Regions from separate parts of the Homo sapiens genome. Here region 2 is linked to region 1. Evidence: read pairs that join two places in POLR2A ChIA-PET (ENCODE). Cell type or tissue: MCF 10A. All regions are shown on one strand. Links, peaks and the distances in the headings refer to the core of each region. The heading gives the core; the rest is flanking DNA. Region 1 overlaps ZNRF2 (zinc and ring finger 2). Region 2 overlaps ZNRF2 (zinc and ring finger 2).

Region 1 (2,921 bases), core at 298-2,797:
TACCATTGTGGACAGCACAGATAAAAGATGTTTTTTCATCACCGTCCATAGTTCTATTGGACAGAGCTGTTTTAAATTGTGTAAGCAGTTAATTGTAAGGTCGTTTCAGTTATTTTATCCAGAAGATAAAGCGTGTGACCAGTCTTGAGAGTACTTCCTCTAAATATGTAGCTTGAGTATTTAAAACTTAGTTGTTTAAAACAGTCCAGTTGCTTTGGTATTTACGTTGCTTTAAAGTGAAATTGTTTCTTGTAGCAGAATTCATGAAGTAGGAAAAATGCCAAGGACTTAGTCTAAATTTGAATCCTGACCTCAGGACTTAGTAGTTTAGTAACTTCTGGTAAGTTACTTTACTTCTTTGAGCCTCAGTTTCCTTATGTGTAAAATGAAGGTAACAATAGTTACTTCATAGGATTAACATGTGACTTAAATATGTCAAAAGCACATTAAAAAGTACACGTTTTTAATCCTTTTAAAATATAGAATGAAGCCAAAACATAAATTAATTAGACAGTGTCATATGCTTGGAGTTGTTCCCAGCCTGGCAGTTATAATAGGCGCCTAAGTTCCTGGTCTTCATGGAGTTATTTGATGACATTGTTCAGGTTTGAAACAAGTGGAATACCAAGATGGAGAGAAAAAGAAATAGGAAGATGACTGACTTTGTTTTTGGAGAGGTGCATGAAGTACTATCTGATAATAACTAACATTTTGTATAGTGTTTTTTTATAACTTATAAAGTTTTTTCACACAATTCTTTAAAATTTCATCTCTAATATTTTGAGTACTTTTAACAGAAGAATAAAAGGAAACTTGAGGTTGACGAACATTTTTGTTCGTGAGAATGGAAATTCATATTAAGTTTTCAACTTTAAATCTTAGGCTCTTTCTACTTAAACAAGCTATTCTTTGATAGCAGTCGCATTTGTGAGGCAGGCATATATTTCAGAATCTCCAGGGGTGGGACTCAGGTACATATAATTTTTTGGTATATGTTGAAAATGCACCCATTGAAGTGATTCTAGTGCCCACTTCTGGTTAAAAATCGTAATCATTGCTCTTTTCCAGTCTTTTAACTTTTCTTTTCCTGTAATCAGTACATCTAAATTAATGCATAGATTACATGAATAAGACAAGGCATTAAACTGATAAGCAATGCGCTCATTTAACTTTTACTACTCTAGATGTTGAGGTATGAGCAATAACACTTTTTAAAAAGCAACATGTTTAGTTCCCTGTTGACAATCTCTTGTGTCTCCATTGATCATAGCTTGTGGAGGAGGAATCCAGACTAGCCAACTATGGTAGTTAAATCTGTGAGTGTTCCCTTCTCTGCTTCTTTAATGAGTTTTGGCTAGTTAGTAGTCTACCCCAAGATATTCCAGTTCTGAAGTGTTGACTCCTTAATCCCTGTGGGTGTTATCTTCATAAATGTTTTCAACTGATCTTTAGATTTTTAATCTTTTCCCAACTGTCTTGAAGATGCTTTAGTATCCTGGGTTTAGTGGTATTTCCAGGTCCTGTTTTTAAGTATGAATGTATCACATTACTAACAAGTCTTTCACAATTGTGAAATGTAGTTACCTATGTGAAGGCAAAAGCTCAAAACTTTCCTCTGAATGAAAGTGTCATTATAGGGGTGAGAGAGGGGACTACTCTAGCAAACCCCCAGGTAGGCAAAAATTAATCACATTCCACAGTGAATTTTCAAAACTGAAAATATTTTTAAACATACAAAGACACATTCTAGTGGAAACAAGACTTTAAAATGTGAAAATTAAGCATTTGCTATGTGAAGCTGTAATCATGAGGTTTTGAAGTCAGAGTGAACTATCTTCTAACTCAGAGTTGCTTATCAAAATGCAACTGATCAGTGGCTACAATATGTTAACATTAGCTTTTAATTTTCTGAGCAGAGATTATGTCACTAGAAGCTATTTTTAGTGGATATTAGGCTGTTTCTGCACTGAAATCAGTGTGTTCGGGATGTTTTTGTATACAGGTATACTTTTCTTGAACAGAAAATACAATTCTGAAGTACAGTTCTGATTATTTTTTATTGCTAGGGTTTAAGGGAGCTTATTTTTTAAATGACTTTAACCCAGCATTCTGAATTACACTAAAAAGATTGTTTAAACTTAGTACCTGCAAAGCATCTGAGGGATAAGTCTCGCCCCTGTCAATTTTAAAATAGCATTGTGTTCTTAAAATATGTATCATTCTGTTAATTATAGGCAGGTTGGATTTGTCTTTGTTGTACTATAAATTTTCTTATAAATAGGATAAAATGTAGACCTTTTAAAATATTCTCATCTCAAAGACTTTGAAGAGCTCTGAAAATGAGATGCGTCTAAAATCGATGTTGCATCATAGTTTGGTGGAAGCATTTTTTTTTTACTTGGTGGTATATAAAGCTAATGGTGCATATTATGACCATTGATGTTTTAGGTTTGATAAAAAGTGGTGGTTAACTTTTTGAAGGTGGTTGTGAAACTTACACTCACATAATTCTTTGATAAGAATGGTATACCTTTGTGATGAAAAAATACGTAAGTGGTGAGAATATACCATATTACTTGGAATTATAGACCTTTACCAGGTTTTTTTAGTGTCTCCTTTAGATCCTTTTTCTTTTTGTTCTCACTGCTATCAGTTAGATGCTTCACGTTAAACTTGTTCCCTATCTGAATCTCCTATTGAAAGATACTAGAACAATAAGAGAAAAATGGAGATCAAGAGAATGAGAAAAGGCATGGGGTGCAGGATGGGGTAGGAGTAGTGGGTAGGATCTCTAGGGCCAAGAGAAAAAAAAATGGGGAAAGGGAGGGCACTTCAGGGAAGTGGTAATAACATTTTCCGTTTATCCAGCTTTGCTTGTCCAGAAATCTTTACCTGCTTAAGTTTCTGACTGTAATATATTA
Region 2 (2,921 bases), core at 148-2,647, 51 kb before region 1:
GGTTGATTCATTTGCAAATTCCAAATCCCCAGGAAAAGGAGAACGTTCAGAGAGCTTTATTTTTAGGATCATTGTTTCCAAATTTGGGAGAAATTTCACTGTCCAAGGAATACAGAGAAATGGTTGAATGAAAATTGTGAGTTGGGAATTTATTATGTTTTGTTATAGGCTGAATCTTTAAATATTAGGTAGACAATGGCTAGATATATGTAGTTTTCTTTCTGCTTATATGTTTCTTTTTTGTTTTCATATTTAAGCCCAGGATGTATAAATGAATCAAACAATTTAACTGTAATCCACAATTACAGCTGGGGCTAAAAAAATTTCAGCCTTGTGCAAGAGGAGCCTGGGGAGTTCTTATAGTTGTTACAACAATCAGACCGTACTGTCTTAAATAAGGACTCTGCATTTATCAAAGATGAGAGCAGTCTGCTGCTCTGCTCTTACAGCCTTTCTTATCAAGTGGCCTGGATTGAGAAAAACAACTGGAATGACAGAACCTCATCCTGGATTCCTTTAGTATCCATGGGAAGAGAGTGTTTTTAAAGCTAGGAAAGGGGCCAGGTGCCGTGGCTCAAGCCTGTAATCCTACCACTTTGGGAGGCAGAGGTGGGCGGATCACTTGAGGTCAGGAGCTCGGGACCAGCCTGGCCAACATGGTGAAACCCCTTCTCTACTAAAATTATAAAAATCAGCTGGGTGTGGTGGCACACACCTGTAATCCCAGCTACTTGGGAGGCTGAGGCAGGAGAATCGCTTAAACCCGGGTGGTGGAGGTTGCAGTGAGCCAAGATCACGCCACTGCACTCCATCCTGGGCAACAGAGTGAGACTGGGTCTCAAAATAGATAAATAAATAAAAGCTAGAAAAGGGACTTAAATTACTAAAAGCAATCTGGGGCATGGTTCGCTGCATTCACTTTTGATACATTAAATATTTTTGGAAGAGGCACTGGGCATGGTACTCTGAGGTCAGTCAAACTAGCTTTAGAACCTTCATCTTTTGCTTTCTTGGGCTTTACTTTCCAAAATGGACTACAGGATAATGAGGCTTTTTTTAAAAAAAAAAAAAAAAAAAAAAACTTATCTTTGTCTTAGATTTGAATATACTAGAGCGGGCAAAAATCCCATTATAACAATCTCCGAAAAGGTAATTAAATGTATAATATAAGAACAGACAATTAGGTCAGTAGCCTGGAGCAGGGTCCTCTTGTAGGCTAGTGCACTGAAAAGAACTGTGATGAGACGTGGACAGGAGCATGCTGCTGCTTGTTCAGGGAAGGAGGCTGCTTCACTGTTGCCACAGGGGTGGTGAACCAGTTCTGTCCGCTTCACTCCCTGGTGTTCGCAAGGCAGTTTTCGGAATCAGAAACTCTAGAGGAATTTGAGAACACTGATACGCTTACTTCACAGAAAACTGAAGTCTGTTGAGGACCAAATTGTCTGGCATGCCTTTGACATTCCTGCTTTTGCTCTGTGTCCATGTACTTAATATTTTAAAGAGCTCTTACTTTTTAAAAATTACTGTATGTAGCAAGGACTAGAGAAAAGTGCTCCTCATTCTATATGTGAATATATGATAGTGGTCTGTAAACCCAAGCTGCACATGGCTTAAATGTTCTTTTGTATTTTCGCTGGCTTAAAATTGAGCATAGAGGAAACTGGAAATGTTCTCTAATATCATGCATAGTCTCTGTATCTTATTTTTCTTTGTTTACTTATTCATTTAGTCAAAAAATAATTCAGCGCATGTTGCAATAGGTTAGGGAGGCTTTCTGGTCATAGGAAGATGACCAGAAGGATGAAGAAAAACCTCCGTCTTTAAGAAATGTATAGTCTCTAGTGTCCATCCATCAGGGCCTTGGAAACAAATGATTATGATATAAATTAAAGTACTATGTTTTTTTTTTTTGGTAATTTTGTTACCAAATTAGTGTATATATGTACATAAAAAAGACAAGGTAATATCCATACACTAAAAATTGGTTATCTCGGACTAGTAGAAATATTGCTGTTGTTTTATTCTTGTATATTGCCATTTATTTTCTATGGTAACACATGTATTTTTTAAACAGAAAAGAACTGGTGGCGGTATCATCATCACTGCTACTCTTTAATTGCTCCTTCTCCCATGCTACCACTACTAATGCTTTCAGAGCTCAAATTCATACTCCAGTCTATCTGACTCCAGGTGTGTGCCGTTAACTGTCAGGGCCCACAGAGCAAAATGCACTCTGGACAGCATCAATGAAAGTTTATCCTGTAGAATACTGGTCTCATAAGATTCTCCTGGAAGGAAGACTTCAGTAACGGAGCAAGTTTGTAACCTATTAAAGTTCTGTAATAAAGAAGTCTAAGGCTGGTTGTGGTGGCTCATGCCTGTAATCCTAACACTTTGGGAAGCTGAGGCGAGTGGATAGCTTGACCCCAGGAGTTCGAAACCAGCCTGGGCAACATGGAAAAACCCCGTCTCTACCAAAAATAGAAAACAATTATCCGGGCGTGGTAGTGCGCACCTGTAGTCCCAGCTAATCAGGAGGCTGAGGTGGGAGGATCACTCAACTTGGCTTCAGCTCACACCACTGCACTCCAGCTTGGGCGATGGAAATGAGATCCTGTCTCAAAAAAAAAAAAAAGAAAAAGAAAAAGAAAACTAGTTAACTCATTTTAATTCAGTATCTCCCGAATTAATTTTATAGTAATTTGACCCCTTTTTAAAATCATTAATTTTTTAGATGTTTTATGGCTCAAACAAACTTTTGGTGGGCCTGAGAATCACCCAGAGGGCTGGGCTCCACTCCAAGTTTCTGATTGAGTAGTTTTGGGGTGAAGAATGAGAATTTGCATTTCTAACAAGTTTCCAGGTGTTGCTGATGTCTACTCACCCTTTGTTTTGTGTCTTCCAAGTCCCATTTTGCCTTG

Evidence for each region. ChIA-PET counts read pairs that join two places held together with the same protein. Peaks named below come from ENCODE experiments on the same cell type or tissue, not always from the same donor. Only the 100,000 strongest peaks of a DNase experiment are listed, where the experiment ranks them.
Region 2: POLR2A ChIA-PET joins it to region 1 with 10 read pairs; 12 of 35 experiments call an interaction of 5 or more read pairs at or near these places.

The regions. Positions count from the first base shown.
Region 1 is chr7:30,351,356-30,354,276 of GRCh38, forward strand. All of the region lies in intron 2 of ZNRF2 (zinc and ring finger 2), which reads left to right. Among named protein-coding and RNA genes, the nearest start is that of LINC01176, 38 kb to the right of the region's middle. In MCF 10A, for the core only: a CTCF peak has its summit at 1,008 (motif pointing left); no DNase peak of the experiment used is centred there.
Region 2 is chr7:30,300,643-30,303,563 of GRCh38, forward strand. The region is part of intron 1 of ZNRF2 (zinc and ring finger 2); the gene reads left to right. Among named protein-coding and RNA genes, the nearest start is that of MIR550B1, 12 kb to the left of the region's middle. In MCF 10A, for the core only: no CTCF peak of the experiment used is centred there; a DNase peak (open chromatin) is centred at 1,299.